Regions from separate parts of the Homo sapiens genome. Here region 2 is linked to region 1. The links are chromatin loops, found by intact Hi-C in ENCODE. Cell type or tissue: PC-3. All regions are shown on one strand. Each heading gives the region's core, and the rest is flanking DNA. Links, peaks and the distances in the headings are about the cores only. Region 1 overlaps ABCA13 (ATP binding cassette subfamily A member 13). Region 2 overlaps ABCA13 (ATP binding cassette subfamily A member 13).

What was found. A loop is a pair of places that touch in the nucleus more often than their neighbours do. Peaks named below come from ENCODE experiments on the same cell type or tissue, not always from the same donor. Only the 100,000 strongest peaks of a DNase experiment are listed, where the experiment ranks them.
Region 2: it touches region 1 in a loop (14-fold over the local background); 2 of 110 quality-filtered maps call a loop at or near these places.

The regions. Positions count from the first base shown.
Region 1 is chr7:48,477,297-48,487,913 of GRCh38, reverse strand. ABCA13 (ATP binding cassette subfamily A member 13) reads right to left here. Exons shown (of 62, transcript NM_152701.5): 46 at 6,760-6,878; 47 at 4,751-4,838. Among named protein-coding and RNA genes, the nearest start is that of LINC02838, 230 kb to the left of the region's middle. In PC-3, for the core only: no CTCF peak of the experiment used is centred there; no DNase peak of the experiment used is centred there; H3K27ac peaks cover 491 bases.
Region 2 is chr7:48,561,847-48,572,463 of GRCh38, reverse strand. All of the region lies in intron 55 of ABCA13 (ATP binding cassette subfamily A member 13), which reads right to left. Among named protein-coding and RNA genes, the nearest start is that of LINC02838, 140 kb to the left of the region's middle. In PC-3, for the core only: no CTCF peak of the experiment used is centred there; no DNase peak of the experiment used is centred there.

The DNA of each region.
Region 1 (10,617 bases), core at 1,731-9,730:
AAAAGTCAAAAGTGAACTGAAGGAGTTTATGTCATATATCAGAGGTGTGTCCATGTCATCCACCCACACAACTCTGTACTGTCACCCTTTGGGGTCTCCCCCATGCCACCCTGCCCCCTCACACACAGACACCTACACAGGCACTAGCCAGATTTCTGGAAATGATAGAAACTCAGGATTCTGTTGAAGTTAAGGGACAGGCTAATCTGGTAGAAAAGCCCACTGCCTATGGAAAGTGGAACCTCCCACTAGCCTGGTCTGTGACCTCCTTCTCCCCCAAGTCTTGATTCCCTTAACTGTTCAAATTTAGGGAAAAAATAGAAGACACAAGGATAGTCCCTGCCCTGAATTAAGGTTTTTTAAATTTTGTTTTGATTTGTTTTATTATTTTAATTTTTGTTTTAAAAGTAGAGTGATTAAAAAAAAAACTTAAAAATGACACCACACTACAGTACAGAAACAAAAACAGAGCTTCTTTGGCTGAATGGAGCTGGAAAGACAGGAGGCTGCCTGCTCAGCCTCCCTAGTTTCACCCTTTGTAGATTCTGAGACTTCTGTTTGTGTTTGTTTGTTTTTTTTGTTTTGTTTTGTTTTGTTTTTTTTTTGAGACACAGTTTTGCTCGTTGCCCAGGCTGGAATGCAATGGCATGATCTCAGCTCACTGCAACATCTGCCTCCCGAGTTCAAGCAATTCTCTTGCCTTAGCCTCCTGAGTAGCTGGCATTACAGGCATGTGCCACCACGCCCGGCTAATTTTGTATTTTTAGTAGAGATGGGGTATCTCCATGTTGGTCAGGCTGGTCTCGAACTCCTGACCTCAGGTGATCCGCCCACTTTGGACTCCCAAAGTGCTGGGATTACAGGCATGAGCCGCTGCACCGGGCCAAAACTTCTGTTCATGATTGTATTAAGGGCCCTAGTTCTTCACCATCCCTGTATCCACATGCTTTGCTATATGACTTTCATGCCCTCCCATTCTGATGCTGTGCTTGGCCATGTGACTTGCTATGGCCAATAGAATGTGGCACAATTGAGAGGCACATGTATGTTCCTGAAGTCTCCCTTATGCCTCTGCTATCATCAGATGCAACAGTGGAGCTGAGACCTCCACTGTCATCCCAGCTGAAGCCAATACCACACACATGTTCATTCCTGGCCAAGATCAGCCCAGCCCAGTCTGCATTAGCAAAACCTCACAGACCCGTGAGCTAAATGAACATCCATTGTGGAGGCCACTGAGCTTTGAAATTGTTGTTATAGAGCATTATTGTGGCAATAGAGTACCAATATAGTGATTTACACTGGAATGGGGTGTTACTGTACCAAAAACCGAAAATAGTTGGCGTTGCTTTTGATACTAGCAAGTTGGGGGACAAAGAGACAATTGAGAAGCCTGGAAATACATGATAAAGTATTTAGGAATACTGGGGAAAAATAATAAAAAACAAACTGCTATAAATAATTGAAAAAAGGGTGACGCATATTACAGTGTGAAAACAGTGGGTAATGTCACCTGTATTAACTTCAAAGATGGAAATGGTGCCCAATAAACATCTTGACCTGGGTACGGAGCTCTCTTGAGAGAATGTTGAAAGACATGGCCTCAGAAGAAAGATCAAGTCAAGGGTGCAATTGTAAGAACTTTGTTGAGATCTTCAAAGAATGATGCTGCTAAGAGACTCTCTCAGGGAGACACAGGGCTTTTAGGAACCTAAAGGGTGTTGTCCTCTAGTATTCTGGCATTCCCCAAATGCCACTAATTAATTTTAGAGAGAGCAGCATATCTCAACAAGATCGTGAGAGTAGCTTGTGGATCTCAGTTAGAAAACTAGAAAGCCTAGGGTGCTTTATAGGAAGCTATATCAAGAAGGTACCCCAGGCTGGAATACATGTAAAATGTAAATAGCTCTAAGAACCCAGCTGTCCACAGGCAGGAAGCAGGCTGAGAGCTACTCAAAAGGCATATTTTAAAGTATCTTCACACATAGCTATGGAGGGCAATGGAAGGGGAAGCACCTGGCAGAGTAGAGTTAAGGGTCATTGCAGATGATGAGCTGGGGAACATTCCAAGGATGTAGAACCAGGGCCTGGATAAAGAGCATCCCAAATTCCCCACAGATAGTGGGGCCTGGCACCATCTGTTATGCACAGCCCACAGCAGCACAATCCCACAGACTCATGAGCGAAATGCATGTTTACTCTTGATGCTACTAACGGTTTGCAGTTGTTTGCTACATAGCATCATTTTGGCAATAAATGATTGACTTGCAGAGTTCCAAGGAACAGATTTTAAAATGTTCTGGAACTCCTGATCGGTTCCTTTATAAACTGGCCTTTACTTGAGAAAGGTTTTATAGATTCTTTAAGTAATAAATGCATACTTTGTGATGATCTTAAAGTTACCATTCAGGACTTAACAGAGATCAAAGAAAAAGCTTTTATTTCTTTCTTTTTCTTTTTCTTTTTCTCCCAAGAATGGTTTTCTAAAACTAGGCTGTGTTCTGGAAATAAGCTGTGGGATTTCCTTCCCTACCAGTCCATAAGTCACGAAGTGATAAAGTCCAATAATGAAATAGGAAATTAATCTTCTTTTAGGAACATACTATGACACCTCAAAACAGACCTTTCATCTCAGGAATAACAGCCCCTCCAAAAAGTAACTAAGCAGCTATAAGAAAAAAAAAACTCTCAGTGGATATTCAAATATATAAAATTCCATGGGAGAACAGAACTATGAAAAAAACGAAAGTGAAAATGTGTTTGGCTTCTTTAACTGAAGTGTGTAAGTTCTAAAGAGTGTTTTGATTAAACAAGCTAAACACTCAAGATGTGAATGATAGAACTCATAAAGGTCACACAAGAGACATTCTACAAGATATTGAACCATACATTAAGCCTATTCATATGCAAATTTTTCATGTTTTCCTTCAGAAGGACTATGAAATCATATCATCTATGTCGATGAATGTAGCCTAAGGGCTGAAAGAAAAAGCCGGTCATTACAGAAAGATAAATGCAATCATTTGAAGCAGTATCAGCCGCCAGCAGTTCTGGTATTTCAAATAATAGATTGCCCTTTACACCCCACAACAATGTTGAGTTCCTTGGCTTGCTGGAGAGGAGCTCAGTCCCCAAAGGGTCAAGTATAATTCACCTGCATGCTTGTGCCTGGTGAAGGACACGTAAATAACATTAAAAACTTCAGCAATCACCACTCAAACATGTCAGTACAGAAGACTCATCTAAACAAAGACAAAAAGTTAGAGATGTGAGGAGAACACACAAATCCCCAGCCACTCATCACTGAACAAGAGGTCCGTGCCTCAGACACTTCAAAGCAAAGACACAACCATCTCCTATGAATACGTAAGAAGGGTTTAGATTGGGATAGACTAAAAAGTCGGAATATTTGTAGAGGAAATGAACAGATTCCTTCTACTAATTAGGTATATTTTCATAATGGCCACATAATGTATTCCAATATATGTCAGCAAATACATTTTATTTTTCTATCAAGTTATTAATAATGATATTTTCATATCAAGCTTTAAATCTTCATGAATGTGTGTTGTCTTTAGAAGGAAAAGAGATTTGAACAAACCTCAGCTGTTGGAGAGATTCCTGAATCGTCCACACTATGACTGGAAATTTTTCCCAGATTACATCGTAATACATGACTGTTAAAATTTTGTTTAGGGATTACATTGTGAAGTATGACTGTCTCATCAGGGATGACATTGTGAAGCACCTGTAAGAACTTTTATTTCACTGAATAAACCTCCAACATGTGCATGTCTTTATCCCAATAAGCTCCTTCAGGTTCACATGAACCATGCAAGTCCCCACTACAGAAGAGAGAGAGTGCCTTCCTGGGCTCATGGAGATTGTTCTTGTTCTCATAGCTCCACAATTGGCTCATGAGTAGACACAACATCCACACACTACAGAATGAAATGTCTATACTGATATCCTAATAAGAACTCACACTCACTCTCCCGCAGTGGACTTAACTTCCTCCCACAATCTACCCTTTTCTGATTTCTCTCTCAATCAAACACAATACTATTTCTCCAGTCATGGAGACTGAATGCTTTGAATCTTTCTGCTTTCCCCATTTTAAGGTAGTGTTGACTTTTTTCCTTAAATAACAACTCACTGTTGGGTTCACCACTTCTCTATTCCTACTGATGGATCAAGGCATCTTTCCTCTATCCCAGTCCTCATTCTCTCAAAGCTGAAGAATCTCCCACCTAGTCTCTTTAATTCTAAGGGGACCATTCCTAATTCACAGGTATAGTCCTGGCAGGGCTTGAAAATCCAGGACTCCTAAGAGTAGCTCTGTGTAACTGCTGCTTTCTTTGTGTCATCTCCAGGCCTATCTATCCAGCCTTCTGGAAGATAAGGCATTTACATTCATGAATGGAAGTACTCCTTGGCCAGCAAAGAAACTAGTGATATTTCCAATTATGACAACTGTGGGTATCTTTGAAAATAGATTTTTTCCTCCACTTTATATTTACTAGGTGAAGTCCTGTCTTAACAAAAAGCAAAAACCTATTTCCTCGATTTCTAAAGAAAAACAAGCCATTTTTTTTCAAGACAATGTTTACATATAATTTTCCTTGATGCTTAGTAACAAATGATTGGATTTAATCTGGTCCTTCTGAACCCTGTGCTCAAAATTATATTTGAATGTTGAGTTTTCCTAAATACTTTCTAAAACAGGAAAAAAATAAAAAAATATGATTACCTTTGCCAGAGTTGGGGGTTTTGATATGTTTCCATTTGCACCTCCAGCTTCACTGGGGATTTTTAATCCAAAAGACCAACCTCCAAGCCTGTTAACAATGAACATTGTGTTAGTGCTTCAACCACAGAGCACCAGGACTTCTAATCAGAGGGTATTCATTACTAACCCCACCAGGTACAGCAGTCTTAGGACAGTAGCCAACTGAGCATCTGTGGTCTGTGACATGAACACACAGGCAGACAGGTGCTGTGCTGATGCAAGTTTCCTGGCTCCCAAGCCAGGCAAAACGGAAGGCACTGATAATTGAGAAGGTGTGGATAAGGCTGGCCACATTAGAAAGTGTACTTGTCACACCTTACTGTCTTGTTAGGAAATACATGCCATGTAACAGGTAGGGCTTGATCATCAGCACTGTTATTATTTTAATTAATGGTCATTCCCTCTACAAATCCATTATTCAGAATTTCTTGGGCTAGGTGTGGTGGCTCACACCTGTAATCCCAGCACGTTGGGAGGCCGAGGCAGATGGACCACCTGAGGTCAGGAGTTTGAGACCAGCCTGGCCAACATGGTGAAACCCTGTCTTTTTCTGTATTTTGTAAAAATACAAAAAAAAAAATTAGCTGGGCATGGTGGCAGGCACCTGTAATCCCAGCTACTCAGGAGGCTGAGGCAAGAGAATCGCTTGAACCTGGGAGGCGGAGGTTACAGTGGACATCGTGCCACTGCACTCCAGCCTAGGCAACAGAGCAAGACTCCATTTCAAAAAAAAAAAAAATTTCTTAATAGTGGTCATAATCTTTTGAGCCACTCTGGTTTGTCTTCCCTACTCTATTTCTTTAATCTTTCACTCAAATCTTGTCTGGTTTAGGAAAGCATTCCAGACAATTTCAAGTGGGTTAGATGTTCCTTGTCTTTTGAGTTCCCACAATACCCTGTATTTCCATCCATTGTTATCAATTACCACACTGGGTTTTATTGTCTATTTGCTGGTTTATCTTTATGTAGCTCTGTGAATTTTTCCTGGGTGGGAATTATATCTTTTTTTAATATCTCCATGAGTTGCACAGTATCTTGTATCTATTAAACTTCAAAAAAAGGGTTAACATTTAAAAAAATATAATGTTAACTATTATCTAAATAAATTTTGTCTTCCACTCACTAGATAAAAGGAGACTGAAGAATAGTCTTCTCTTCTATCACAGTGTTCTACTCTCAGCAAAAATTCAGGCAAAGGAATAAGTACACATTCCCAACTGGCTCAACTGAATACACTCATTCATTCAACAGATACTGGTTGAACATCTTTGATGTGCCAGATAATATTCTAAGTTCTGGGCACACAAGTTCCCACCTTCAAAAAGCTATCGGCTCATGCCTGTAATCCTAGCACTTTGGGAGCCTGAGGCGGGAGGATCACCTGAGGTCAGGAGTTCAAGACCAGCCTGACCAATATGGTGAAATCCCATCTCTACTAAAAATACAAAAAAATTAGCCAGGTGTGGTGGCAGGTGCCTGTAGACCCAGCTACTCGGGAGGCTGAGGCACGAGAATCTCTTGAACCTGGGAGGTGGAGCTTGCATGCTGTAAACTTATCTGCTCTTATTTCCTAAAGCAGTAAAACAGCTTCTGGCTCTCGTGCTTCTGCCACTGACAAATCTCAATTGATAGGATTTCCCCCAGCACTTAAAAGAGTGAAAGTCAGCAGTAAGGAATCTTATTAAGGTCCATGGCATCTATGTGGAATTTTTTTTGTTTGTTTTTGTATTCAATTAGACTTTATTATATTTAAATATTAGAAATGGATGAGAAACAGATGACAAAACTATTTGTCTACTTTCAATGTAAAAACATGGACACAGGAAGGGGAACATCACACACTGTGGAATTTTTATGAGCACCAAGGTCAGTCTTAGATTTTTGACTTTTTAAGAACATTAGCATTTAAAACAATAAGTTTTCCATAGTAATCCAAACAAGTAAAGACCCAACAAGAGTATTGAACACACCTTGGTTTTTCAGATGGTGCCAGCAAGTACTCCTCCATATTGAAGCCTGAGAGATTCAACAGTGTGTGGCCCAGGTGGTTGGTCAGGTAGGGAGCACTAGCACTTCTATTTGGACACTTCTGAAATTGTTTTCAAAAAGATAAAAACAAACTTTTTTATAATTCACAAACTGGTTCACTGACATTACTTGAAACTACATGTGATTGTTCTCTAGCTTTCAATTTTTAATAAATTATCTGCAGCCCTTTATATGTTCTAATTTCTAAAATCTCTTTCAGTCACATGTATTTGAGAATTATGCCAGAATACCACTGTGACTTATGCAGTCAATTATATCTGAGAACTTCAAATCCTTTTCTGTATGTAAGTTTGGGCAGATTTATAAAAACTAAAAAGAAAAAAAATGTTTTCACTGGGGTGATCTTGCATTTGACGAACCTGAAAGAGAGTCAGAAACAACTAGTGGGAGGAAGATAAGCAGGATAATTCAAAGGCGTGTGTCTCTTTCATAAGGGTCTAAAGTAGAAATCAAACAGCTTTTCTCCAGCGACTCACCAGCATGCCAACACCAGCTCTGCATCATGGAATAATCACCTAACAAGGTAGGAGGAGGTGATCAACACAACGCAAAACCCAGGCCACTGGAGGCTGCGCAATGATGTGCTCTGCCCTGCCACAGACCGGCTTTAGAGTTAATGTGCTTTGTTTCCATTTCTCAAACACTTTCAGAAAAGATGATATATTAAAATAGGAAACGACTCTGTCTCTGAGTCTTTTGTTATCAAAATGCCAGGGGTTTGGTCTTGCTGCACAGAAAGCCAATCACTGAAACAATGAGTGTTGCCAGGGAGGAAGCTTTTAGCTGAGTTCTGCAGCTGAGGAGAATGAAAGAGAAAGTCTCAAATCCATCTCCTCAACCATCTAAAACTGGTGGGGGTTATATGGAGGGGAAAATGGGAAAACAGGAAAGAAGGAGGGGTAAGGAAGCAATCATGATGGATAAGACGTCTGGAGTCTCATTTTCTGAACTCAGAGATCTAACGTATTTCAGTCCCTTGCCTGAGGATCAGTTTCTTGAGGAAGAAACTCAGGTGAGAGAAATGTAAGTTTCAACTTTTAAGACCAGGGAGGGTCCATTTCTATGTTTATTCGAAAATCCATAAATATTACTTCTAAGAGACATTTGGGCCAGTTTCACATTCATTACAGCTTTGGAAGCTTGTCTGCTTATTTGCAAAATGAAAATGAAAACAGGCTTACCTAAATGCATGGATTTGCTGTTAGGTTCAGATACACATGAAAGAACTACAGCAAAGTAAGAAGGGCGATATGCATTTAAGATACTACTTTCAGGGTCTTGAAAGAAAGGCTTGAGGAAAGATACTAAAAAGAATAATAATTGTTGTACATAATAATTCAGCAAGACTCTCACTTATTTGTGGAATCTAAAAAAGTCAAACTCATAGGAACAGAGAGTAAAATGGTGATTGGCAGAGAGGATGTTGGTCAATGGATACAAAATTTCAGCTAAACAGGAGGCAAAAGTACAAGAGATCTATTGTACAACATAATGACTACAATTAGTGACAATGTATTGTACCTTGAAAATTGCTAAAAGAGCCAGTCGAGGGGCTCACACCTGTAATCCCAGCACATTGGGAGGCGGAGGTGGGTGGATCGCTTGAGGTCAGGAGTTTGAGACCAGCCTAGGCAACATGATGAAACCCCATCTCTAATAAAAATGCAAAAATTAGCAGGGCGTGGTAGCACAATCCTGTGGTCCCAGCTACTCGGGAGGCTGAGGCAGAAGAATTGCTTGAACCTGGGAGGCGGAGGTTGCAGTGAGCCAAGATGGCACCACTGCACTCCAGCCTGGGCCACAGAGCGAGACTCTGTCTCAAAAAAAGGAAAAAGGAAAATTGCTAAAAGAGTAGATTTTAACTTTGGGAGGCTGAGGCGGGCAGATCACGAGGTCAGGAGATCGAGACCATCCTGGCTAACACGGTGAAACCCCGTCACTACTAAAAATACAAAAAAAAATTAGCCGGGCGTAGTGGCGGCCACCTGTAGTCCCAGCTACTTGGGAGGCTGAGGCAGGAGAATGGCGTGAACCCAGGAGGCGGAGCTTGCAGTGAGCCAAGATCGCGCCACTGCACTCCAGCCTGGGCGACAGAGCGAGACTACATCTCAAAAAAAAAAAAAAAAAGAGTAGATTTTAAGTATCCTCAACACACACAAACACATGCACACAAATAGTAACGTTGGGGCTCAGAAAACAATACCCCAAAATGTGGTGCTTTCACATGCTGAGCTAAAGAAGCTTCAAGGTCTCTCTGACCTCCCTCCTACCCACCATCTCTCCCAAAGCACAGGATGAAGTTGAAATTCTTTACCTAACTAAAATCTAGACTCACCAAGGAGAATGTTTTATTTCTTCTCCTCCCTGTAAGACCAAGAATGTAACCATACCTAAACAGAGAGTGTCTGTTCCAAGATCCATTTATTCTCTATTGCAATCTTTTATTGTCCCAGTACAGAATGCGTCTTCTCCCGCCATAACCTGATTTGCCAGGATCCAAAGCCCTATTCTTTTGGTAAACTTGAGATGATATATAAACTTCTGAACTTCATTGGGGGATAGATAATCACTCTGTAATTCTCCCCCTGTACATGTTAAAAGAATTCATATGCCTTTTCTCCAATTAATCTGCTTTTAGAGTTGATTTTTTAGCAAACTTACAGAGGATGAAGGGCAAGTTTTCCTGTGCCCCTACAATAAGTACATGAGGTAATGCATATATTAAAAAGCTGGATTTAGCCTTTCCATAATGGGTGTGTGTGATTATATATATATATATATAAAATGATATATATGATATATATAAAAATGAAATACTATATATAAATGAAATATTATATATGTATATATAATGATATATGTATATATATCATATCATTTTATGTATTATATATATATCATGATATATGATATGCTGTAACCACAAATATATATAACTTCTGCTTCTCAATTAAAATAAATAAATAAATCAGCCAACCTTGATGAACATAACAACCTCCAAAGTTTCCCTACCTCCAGCTTTCCTCTCTCCAATTCACTTCACCACCCCCCATACTTATCAAGATACATCCTTCTAAAATGGTGTTTTCCATTAGATGATTTTCTTGCTAAAAAAAATTCCAATTATTATCAAGAATTCAGGTCTACTAGAAAATATCCTTGGTCTCATTCTTTTTTTTATTATTATTATACTTTAAGTTTTAGGGTACATGTGCACAATGTGCAGGTTTGTTACATATGTATACATGTGCCATGTTGGTGTACTGCACCCATTAACTCGTCATTTAGCATTAAGTATATCTCCTAATGCTATCCCTCCCCCCTCCCCCCACCCCACAACAGTCCCCGGAGTGTGATGTTCCCCTTCCTGTGTCCATGTGTTCTCATTGTTCAATTCCCACCTATGAGTGAGAACATGCAGTGTTTGGTTTTTTGTCCTTGCGATAGTTTGCTGAGAATGATGATTTCCAGTTTCATCCATGTCCCTACAAAAGACATGAACTCATTATTTTTTATGGCTGCATAGTATTCCATGGTGTATATGTGCCACATTTTCTTAATCCAGTCTATCATTGTTGGACATTTGGGTTGGTTCCAAGTCTTTGCTATTGTGAATAGTGCTGCAATAAACATACGTGTGCATGTGTCTTTATAGCAGCATGATTTATAGTCCTTTGGGTATATACCTAGTAATGGGATGGCTGGCTCAAATGGTATTTCTAGTTCTAGATCCCTGAGGAATCGCCATACTGACTTCCACAATGGTTGAACTAGTTTAC
Region 2 (10,617 bases), core at 1,621-9,620, 85 kb before region 1:
GGCATGTAGTCCCACCTACTAGAAGGCTGAAGCAGAAAGATTATGTGAGCCCAGATGTTTGAGGCTGTGGTGAGCTATGATCATGCTGCTGTACTCCAGCCTGGGTGACAGAGCAAGACCCTGTCTCTAAATATATTCTTTATAAAAATAAATAAATAAAAGTCAAAAATTGAGCTAGAAAGGAAAATATAAAAGAACTTTCTTAATCTGATTTTAAAATGTATGCCAAGTCCATAAAAGCTATATATTTCTGTTAATAATAAAATATGTATTTTATTTTATTTGAGACAAAGTTTCACTCCATCACCCAGGCTGGAATGCATTGGCACGGTCTCGGCTCACTGCAAATTCTGCCTCCAGGATTCAAATGATTCTCATGCCTCAGCCTCCCAAGTAGCTGGGATTACATGCGTGTGCCACCAGGCCCAGCTAATTTTTTGGTATTTTTAGTAGAGATGGGGTTTTGCCACGTTGGGCAGGCTGCTGTTGAACTCCTAACCTTAAGTGATCCATCCACCTCGGCCTCCCACAGTGCTGGGATTACAGACATGAGCCACTGCACCCAGCCTATGTTAATCATAAAATATTTAAAGTTTTCCCTTTCATATCAAAAACAAAAGTAAGGTCCCCATTACCACCTCTTCTATTCAACATTATAATGCCAGTGCTGGCCAGTGCAATAAGGCAAGAAAAAGAAAGTTATAAAGATTGAAAGAAAATAATAATGTTGTATATATTCAGGAATGAGATCCTTATGTGTATAATATATACAAAATAATCTATACCTAGACAAATCATAATCAAACTGTCAAAGACTTCAGACAAAGGGAGAATCATGATGGCAATGAGAGAAGTGACTCATAGTGTAAAAAGAATCTCCAGGAAGGTTAATAGCTGCTTTCTTAACAGACATCACAGAGGCCAGAACACAATAGGATGGCATACACAAAGTGTCAAAAGGTTAAAAGAAAAAAAAAAAGCTAGCCTAGAATTCTACAGTAAAGAAGAAATAAAGAAGAAATGACTATCTTTTAAAATTTAATGAGAGATTAAGATATTCACAGCTCAACAAAAACTGAGAGAGTTTGTTGACAGTGGAACTGCCTCAAAATTACTAAATGAAGTCTTTAAGCTGAAATGAAAAGTACTAACAGTAACATGAATCCACATAATGAAATAAAACAAAAAGCACTGGTTAAGATTACCATATAAAGAAATATAAATGACAAGATAAATGTACGTGTTTCTTGTAATTCCTTTTTCTGTTTTAGTTAAATGCATTTCCATAATAGAATAATTTAAAAATCAATGCTGATGAGCACACAATCTCTAAAAATGTAATTTGTAATAATAATAGCATAAATGGGAGAGGAGCTATGTAGAAACACAATTTTATAAACTATTGAAATTAAGTTGGTATTAATCTAAATTAGAGAATTTTAACTCAAGATGTTAGTTGCAATCCCCAGGAAAACTGCTAAGAAAATAACTCAAAAATATATATAGCAAAAAAACACAATAAGGACTTAAAGTGGTATGTTAGAAAATACTTATTTAGCACAAAAGATGGCAGTAATAGAAGAACAGAGGAATGAAAAATATAGAGGAAATATAGAAAACAAATAGTAAAATGGTGGAAACCAATTTTACCATCTCAATAATTAGATTATTTAGCTCATTTACATTTAATGTAATTACCACATAATTATCAATTAATTCTACCATTTAACAAATTCATAGATTGGCAGACTGGATTTTTTTTTAATTATCCAACTGTATGCTGTCTATAAAATATACACTTTAGAATCAAAGTCACAAATAGTTTGAAAGTAAAAGGATGCAGCTGGGTGCGGTGGCTCACACCTGTAATACCAGCACTTTGGGAGGCCGAGGCGGGTGGATCACGAGGTGAGGAGATCAAGACCACCCTGGCTAACATGGTGAAACCCCGTCTCTACTAAAAAACAAAAAATTGGCCAGGCGTGGTGGCAGGCGCCTGTAGTCCCAGCTACTTGGGAGGCTGAGGCAGGAGAATGGTGTAAACCTGGGAGGCAGAGCTTGCAGTGAGCCAAGATTGCGCCACTGCACTCCAGCCTGGGCGACAGAGTGAGACTCCATCTCAAAAAAAAAAAAAAAAAAAAAAAGAGGATGCAAAAAGATATACAATGAAATCAGTATCCAAAAGAGAGCTGAGGTGACTCTACTAATATATAACAAAATAGACTTGAAGAAAATATTGTTACTAAAAACAAAGAAAAACATCTTATAACAATAGAAGGGTCAATTCCTTAGGAAGACAGACTAATCATAAAAACATGAAATTAAGAACAGAGCCACACAACACACAAAGCAAATGCTGACAGCATTAAAGGGAGAAATAGACAATTCAACAATAGAACAAGTTCAATACACTATATTCAATATTTAATAGAATAACTATGCTAGAAGATTAACAAAAATATAGGAGATTGGAACAATACAACAAGATAACTAGACCTAAGAGACTATAGAGACTTAGAACTCTCCATCCAAAAAGAGCAGACTGAACATTCTTCTCAAATGTATATAGAAGCAATTCTCCAGAATAGAACAAGTGTTTGGCTATTAAAAAAACAAACAAACAAATAAAAAGACTTATTAGCTGGGTGCAGTAGCGCAAGCCTGTAATTCTAGCACTTTGGGAGACCAAGGTGAGCAGACCATTTTAGGTTAGGAGTTCAAGACCAGCCTGCCCGATATGATGAAAAACACTCTCTACCAAAAATGCAAAAATTAGCTGGCCATGGTGGCAGATGCCTGTATTCCCAGCTACTTGGAAGGCTGAGGCAGGAGAATCACTAGAACGTGAGAGGTGGGGGTTGCAATGAGCCGAGATCATGCCACTGCACTCCAGCCTGGGTGAAAGAGCAACACTCCATCAAAAAACAAACAAACAAACAAGCAAACAAAAAAACTCAGTAAGTGAAAAGGACTGAAATCATACAAAGTATGTTCTTTGACTACAATGGACTAAAATTAAAAATCAATACAGAAGCAATCTTTGGGAAATTCCAAATGTGTAGAAATTAAACAACATACTATTTCATAACCAATGGGTCAAAGAAGAAATCAAAAGGAAAATGAAAAAATACTTTGAGATGAATGAAAACAAAAACACAACATATCAAAACATGGTATTCAGCTAAAAAGGTACATAAAGAGAAGATACAGCTGTAATATCTGTATTATTTTTTAAAAAGGTAGATGTCAGAACAATAACCTAGCCATTTACATTAAGAAATTAGAAAAACTAAAGCAAACTAAACCTAAAGAAAACAGAATAAAAAAATAATGATTTGAGCAGAAATAAATAAAATAGGGAAGAAATAATAAAGAAAATAATCATAATCAAATCTTGATTCTTTAAGGTCAATCAAATCTACAAACTCATAGCTACAATGACCAACAAAAGGGAACAAGAATATTAAAATTACTAAAATAAGAAATAAAATATTTCTACCAATCTTAAAGAAATGGAAAATTTTTTAATAGTCTAAATATTCGTATGCCAAAATCCTAAGAAATTTAGATAACACGGACAAATTCCTAGAAAGACAGAAAATACTGAAAGTGACCAAATGAGAAAAAGAAAATCTAAACAGATCCACAAATAAAGATACTGAATTAGTAATAATAATAATAAAAACAATAAAAACAATGCCAAAAAACCTTTTCATAAATAAAAGCCCACTACCAAATGGTTTCACTGGTGAGTTCTACCAAATATTTAAAAATGGATTAATACTAATGCTTCTAGACTATTTCAAAAAGTAGAAGAGAAAAAAAATTCCCAAGCTAATTACATAAGGTCAGTATCACCCTGATACCACAACTAAAGACATGACAGAAAACTATATAACATTATTTCTTATAAATAGATGTTTAAAAATCCTCAACAGAATACAAGTAAATCAAATCCAGCCCATATAAAGAGAAGTAGGCACTATGCTCAAGTGTAATTTATTCCAGGAATGCAAAGTTAGTTTAATATATAAAATTAATTATTTGTTGATTCTACCAATCATCTATACCATGTTAATGGAATAAAGTGCAAAAACCACACATCTCATTAAACTCAGAAAAAGAATTTGACAAAATTCAATACCCTTTTATGATAAAACAGGAAAAGAATTTGAGATAAAAGGAAGTTATTGTATGAACCTATTTATATGGAATTTCCAGGATACTCAAATCCATGGAGATAGAAAGTAAATTAATGGTTGACAATGGGGGGACGCAATGGAGAATGATTGTTAATTGGTATAGGGTTTCTTTTCAAAGTAATGAAAGTGTTCTAGAGTTAGTGGAAATCATCATATGGCTTTATGAATATGGTAAAAATCACTGAATTGTTGCATTTAAAAAATTATAAGTTTGATAGTATGTGAATTATGTCTTAGTTAACCAAAACACTACCAGTATTTACAAAAGCTAAACACACACATGCTCTATGGAGGCAATTTCATTCATATACGTATTGGGGATTGTTCCTAACAAATATCTGTCATTATTAATGACAATAAAACTATTGCAACATGTGACAATATGGAAGCATTTTACAAATATGATTTTATAGGAAAAAATCGCTCATGTAAAAATATAAACTGTATGATCTCATTTATATAAAATTCACAAACAAGTAAAACTAACCTATGCTAATAAAAGCCAGAACAGTGTTTATCTTTGGTTTAGATAGGGTCATGAAAGGAGTTTCTTGGGGGTCTGCCAAAGGTCTCTCTCCTGATGATAGTTACATGTATGCTAATACTATAAAAGTTCATCAACCCATATATTTATGATTTATGAGTATTATATACTCAATGTTTAAGTTGATATTTTAAAATTTGTTGGTAATCTCCACACATTAATTAATCACCTAGCACAAATGTTCATGTCTAAAAAAGGTTTTATATAAGTTCTGATAGAATGTGTTTGGATGGTCTCCTACCAACTACTCCCCAATCTCAATGAGCTCCCTAACAATGTAAAGCCATATAATATATATTTTAAATGTTCTAAAACATATAAAGATATGGAATACATATTCAGATATTCTTTGCATTGTCCAATGACCCCAGCACCCTTGCAGCCTCTGCACTGCCCAAGGCCCATACTCATTTTTTTCTACTCAGTATCTTTCTACTTCAAAACAGGAAATACAGCACTCTGCGAACACAGGGATTCAACAATGGAAAAGGTCTTTCTGCCTTCAAAGCAACCCGTCATCCAGTTCAATGACAGCTGCCTAATTTTTAATTACTTAGATTATATTTTTAAACTAAGGGCATGACTTCATAATGAAAACAAATGAAGAACCTTTACTTCCACTTTCAGAGCAGGGTATCTTCTGTGTGCCGTACAATTAAAATGGTTGCAGTTGCTTTGCAGTTAGTGGGAATCACCTCACTCAACTTTTGCACACAGCATATCTATCAATTCTTTAGATTTTATTAAGCAGTGATGTGTCTATCACTATAAGTAGTTCGGTAGAATGTTTGCGGAGAAGATCCAGAGTGTGCTAAACCACAGTAGAGGTCAGTACTCAAATAGCATTTTAAAGACATGTTAAGTCAAACTGTACTGTGATTTCCCATGCTCTATTTTATTGGCTTAAATACCTGCTGCTCTGTGAATAGCTAAATTTCTTTATGTGAATTTTGGGGGCAAATAAGGATCTACGAAGACCAACCTGACAACTCAGTTTAAGTGAACAGGACCCATTTTCCATGGTGTCTTCTTATAATCCAGATGGAAGCACTAAGTGGGTACAGCCTTGTGCAGATTTGCATACAAAAGGAGGTCATATGATAATAAAGCCTTTCAGCAAGGCAAGAGCTTATTATCTAAACCAGAGCTCATTCTGACTGACCTAGAAGAAGTGAGCTCATCTATATAAATCTTCTAATCTATCTCTGTGAGATGCTAACCAACATCTCCTTAATCAAAATCACTGTCAATCATATTGATATTATTAGAAAATGCTCACATCCATTTTACGGTTTCCATGCACTTGCATTTCAGTTATCTCAACCTAGCAGTGAAAGTCATAACTGTATGCTTTACGCTTCAGCACCACTTGGAAAGGCAAGACATTTTTTAGTCCTGGGTGGGACAGAAAAGTGAGCTTCAAGTGGCTTTTATCATGATGCATGCTGACTAGCTGTTTCTCCCCCTTTATTTAATGACATAACAGATCAAGAAATTTTGGAAATTAAATAAAATGTTTGGAGCACTCTGAGGGGTCTTTGCCAGATCAAGAACCTTCTCACTGCAGGCATTTAATTTCCTTTATATTATCAGCAGTCTGTAAACCGTGAAAGTAGGTCAATGAGAGTCAAGAAAGAACAGCTCAATGGTCCTGATTTGATTTGCTTTCCAGATAGTATTTTAAATTCATTTGCTTCCAAACTGCTGGATTCTCTACTGCCACTGGCCATACTTTATAGGAAGGTTAACCCCCAGTTTACCACCTGCCCTTTCATCAAGTGACTGGATCCTGAATATCTGAATTGTTTTTGTGTGTTAACAGGAATGTCACAGGCTCCTGTCTGTTGGTCTTGTTAGCTCTTAAACATGGGCCATGTGTTTGTTAGGAGAAGGCCCTGAGCCTGTGACCAAAACCAAAGAAACTGAATCCAAAGACAGCTTCAGGGAGCATACACTCCATGACAGCTTGACATTGTTTTAGAAAGATTACGATGCTCTCATGCTGATTTGTTTCTTACATATGGATTAGGAATATGTTTTTACCTTCTTCTTTGTTTTTGTTTTTGTTTTGTTTTGTTTTGTTTTGAGATGGAGTCTGGGTGCTGGGATTACACACATGAGCAACCACGCCCGGCCTTATCTTCTTTGAAAGGTAGAATAAGTTTATCCCCCCGGTTTAAAGGTACACACACACATACACACCTATATAACCCTCTAATACAAGTTGAAGTTCTCTCGGGTATTTCAGATTGGTATTTAAACATCACTACAATTGCAACATAAGAGAAAACAGTCATTCATTTCGGGACTTCAGTAATGATTTTTATTCATTTTATTCCTTTGTGCTTGGCTGAGGGAGACGTCACAAATCTGATTAAGTTACATCTTTTCAAAACAGAAAAATTAACACACAATTATATTTTCATACTCCTGAGATTTTTTTTTTTTGTTCTTGCCCATGAAGAAAATGTTATAAACTACTGGCAAAAAAAAAAAAAAAAAAGCTCATTAAATTACACACATGCTCTGTTCATAGCAGCTGCCAATCTTCCCACTTAATAATTTATTGGAGGAAAAGACTAATATATCAAAGACATGTTTTTAAAGAACAAATGGTGGCTTATGTTTATCACCGTTTCCGCAGTCACTCAGACTTTTCATTTAATGTTTCTTTCATTTGGTGTCTTAATTTATGACACACACAGGTTCAGTTTTAAAAACTATCCAGAAAACAATACAGTTCCAGTTTTCTTAGAACTCCTTTACCAAATCTAATTCTTCCACAAAGTTAGTGTTAGAGATCAAGCAAGTCACTGTTAAATTTTACAGATTCCGGATAGTAAATATGAGAGCCACTAATTCACATAACAATTGTCTGTAATATAGCTTACACATATTTGTATTATTTTCCAAATATATGTAGATTCAAAAATTTTAAATGCATTATTAATTCCATAATAGATATTGTCAGGGAGGTTTTTAAACTTTAGTATTTCAAATTTTTCTAACGTATTTTCTAATCTATTTAACTTTTTAATTATATAAGAAATTTTTATATAAAGAAATACCAAAACTTTACTATTTACAAGATATTGATAGATTGAGAATGTTAGTACAACTATTCTCTACCTGGCTGATATTTTTAGATATTTAAGCAAGGGAAGGTAAACTTACTAAGATTTTTATTTTCCTAAAGTGATATTAAAAACAAATTCCTATGTGAGCACAGGTTACTTTACCATATTATGTGTCAAAATACACTAAGAATCATTATTATTAAAAAAAAAGTTGAAACTACAGCTATCAGAAAAAAGAGCTTCATTTTTTTGTTAATAAGCTGTTGATAACCAGTAGCCATAAGATGATAATGCCTCAGTTTTATACCATTCTTTAAATCTGTCAGTGTCTTTCAGAGATTCTAATGTATTTTACCTCAAAAAAAAAAAGACATGGATAAATTGAGGTTATTATTATTTTACAGATTTAAAGGGGACAGAATTCAGGACCATATATGACAGTTACATTGGACCAAATCAATGTGCTAGATTAGATCTGAGAGATGTGTTGCACCCAGAACCTCTGGCTGTGGGTCCAAGTCTCACTTCTAGTCTCATGCCATGATGCTTTCCCAAAAGAAAAAAGCTAGAGGGAAAAAGATGAAAGGAGATCTATTTAAAAAGAAAGAGAGGAGATGACATGTGGAGTTAGGAATATACTAAATAACTTTGCTATTGTTTATACTGAAGAGTTAATATAGTCCCTGTAAAGAAGTAGGAAACCAAGCATTATATAGAGTTATATTTGTAGAGGAAACCACAGAAGCTAAACACAGGCTAGAAATCCTCCAAATTATAGGAAGAAAGATGAGGCCATGCAAAACACACACACACACACACACACACACACACACACACACACACACAAGCAGTAAACAAAAACAACAAAAGCTAGACCATACACGGATATAATTAAACATGATTGGGGTGGGGGGATTTGAGGAGTCTTGCTTCCAATTAAAGACTTATGCAACTTTTCAGGCCTGACCACAGGCCATTACAAAATCTGTACCTGACAGGCCTCATGGGGGAAAGTTGCCCTTCCTCTATGAGACTTGGTGCACAGCCAACACACTGAAGTCTCTGAGAGAAGTCCCAGTCAAGGTCTCAGGCTCCTTTGGCCAGGCATGCTCTTACATGTATTGGCATTTCTAGCCCAGGTGACTTCATTCTTATCTCTTTATCTGAGTCCTTCATCATCTCTGCTGAGACCTCATCATGGGAGGAGCAAGGGAGAACCTTAATGACACATTTCCCTACTCCGACTAGGTACCCAATACTTTTCCACCCTAGCCTTTAACCCTCTCTTTCTTCAGGAAATATAAATAACCCAAACTGACCTCACAGATGAGCAAACAATGACCAATTATTATTTAGAAATTGGAAAGAATGTGCTGAAGAACAACTCCTTCTCACTGTAACACAAATCTACACATAGAAGGTACACAAAACTAAACAAGAAATCTGTGAAGAGAAATGCTGCATGACTGGGGAAAACTATACCTTTCAGTGACTTTGACACACCTTGACTGTACCTTTTTATAGCCTGGATATTTATACCATGGCCATGCATTGCATATTTAAAAATATTTTAAATGATCATGCCAAATGCAAATGCTAAAGCAATATCACAAGACATATATATAAATATATATACACACATAATATATATATGTAGATACACAGACATATATATATATATACACACATACATATATGTAATAACTCAAAGCTATAAGGCATCATCATTCTTTTTGGAAATCACAACATATTAGTATCATTACAGAGGATGATACCACATGTTTATATTATTTATGCTACATAATTTTGGCAACCATCTACCGTATTCACAGGTAACAAATTATATCAAAATCACAACTTTATGCCTTTCAGTTTCAGGATGCATATGTACCTTTGAACATGTAACAAACACCAAAAAATAAAATAATAACATCTAAAAGTAAAGACAGCATCTAGTCCCCCAGTGGTTCCTTTTTCATGTTCTCTGTTGCTTATTAACATGTCACTCTTCAGAAAATCCTGACTCAAACATCTCTACTTCAGAATTATATTTGATTCTATTTTTTTCACTGGCCCTGGTCAAGAGTTAGGTTCTATGGTACCCAATCTATGTTTGCATATGTCATTTCTGCTTCTTTAACTCCTCAGCTCTTCTCTTTGTTTCATTCCCCATGGTCCCTTGCCTAGATATCTGAAGAAAAGAAGAGTTTTTGCCCATGGTGATTCACACTTTATCTTATCGGATTTATTATTCAAAACCAAAGCTCTAACTTCCAACCTTAGATGTCATTAAGGAATGACATTTCTAATATTTCCCTAAAATGCCCATAGAATTAAAAACTCAGCCCACAAAAAAGCAGTATAATAATAACATTAGAAGGTGTCTTAATAGTTACAAGACAGAAGTGAAGAGTGGCACTAAAACAACCAAAAACTATCACAACTGCAGCTCAGATCATAATAAGGATTCAAATCATAAAGAGAGAATATATGAAGAAAAAAAAGGCAGGCAAACTTTGTATCCACCTCCCCCCCCATACATATGCATATGTCCTCTGAACCCCGGCTCACAGAGGAAGGAAGCTTTCCAACCAGAAGACAGGGCACTTTGCTCCTCAAACACTGGGGGCTGCTTATGAGACGGGGCCTGTTTTCATGTTCTACACTTATTCAGAAAGCTTTCAGAAAAGACAGCCTGCAAAAGAATGAAATTGGACACTTATCTTATGCGATATCCAAAACTCAATTCAAAATAGATTACAGATTGAAACATAAGACCCAAATCTATAACATT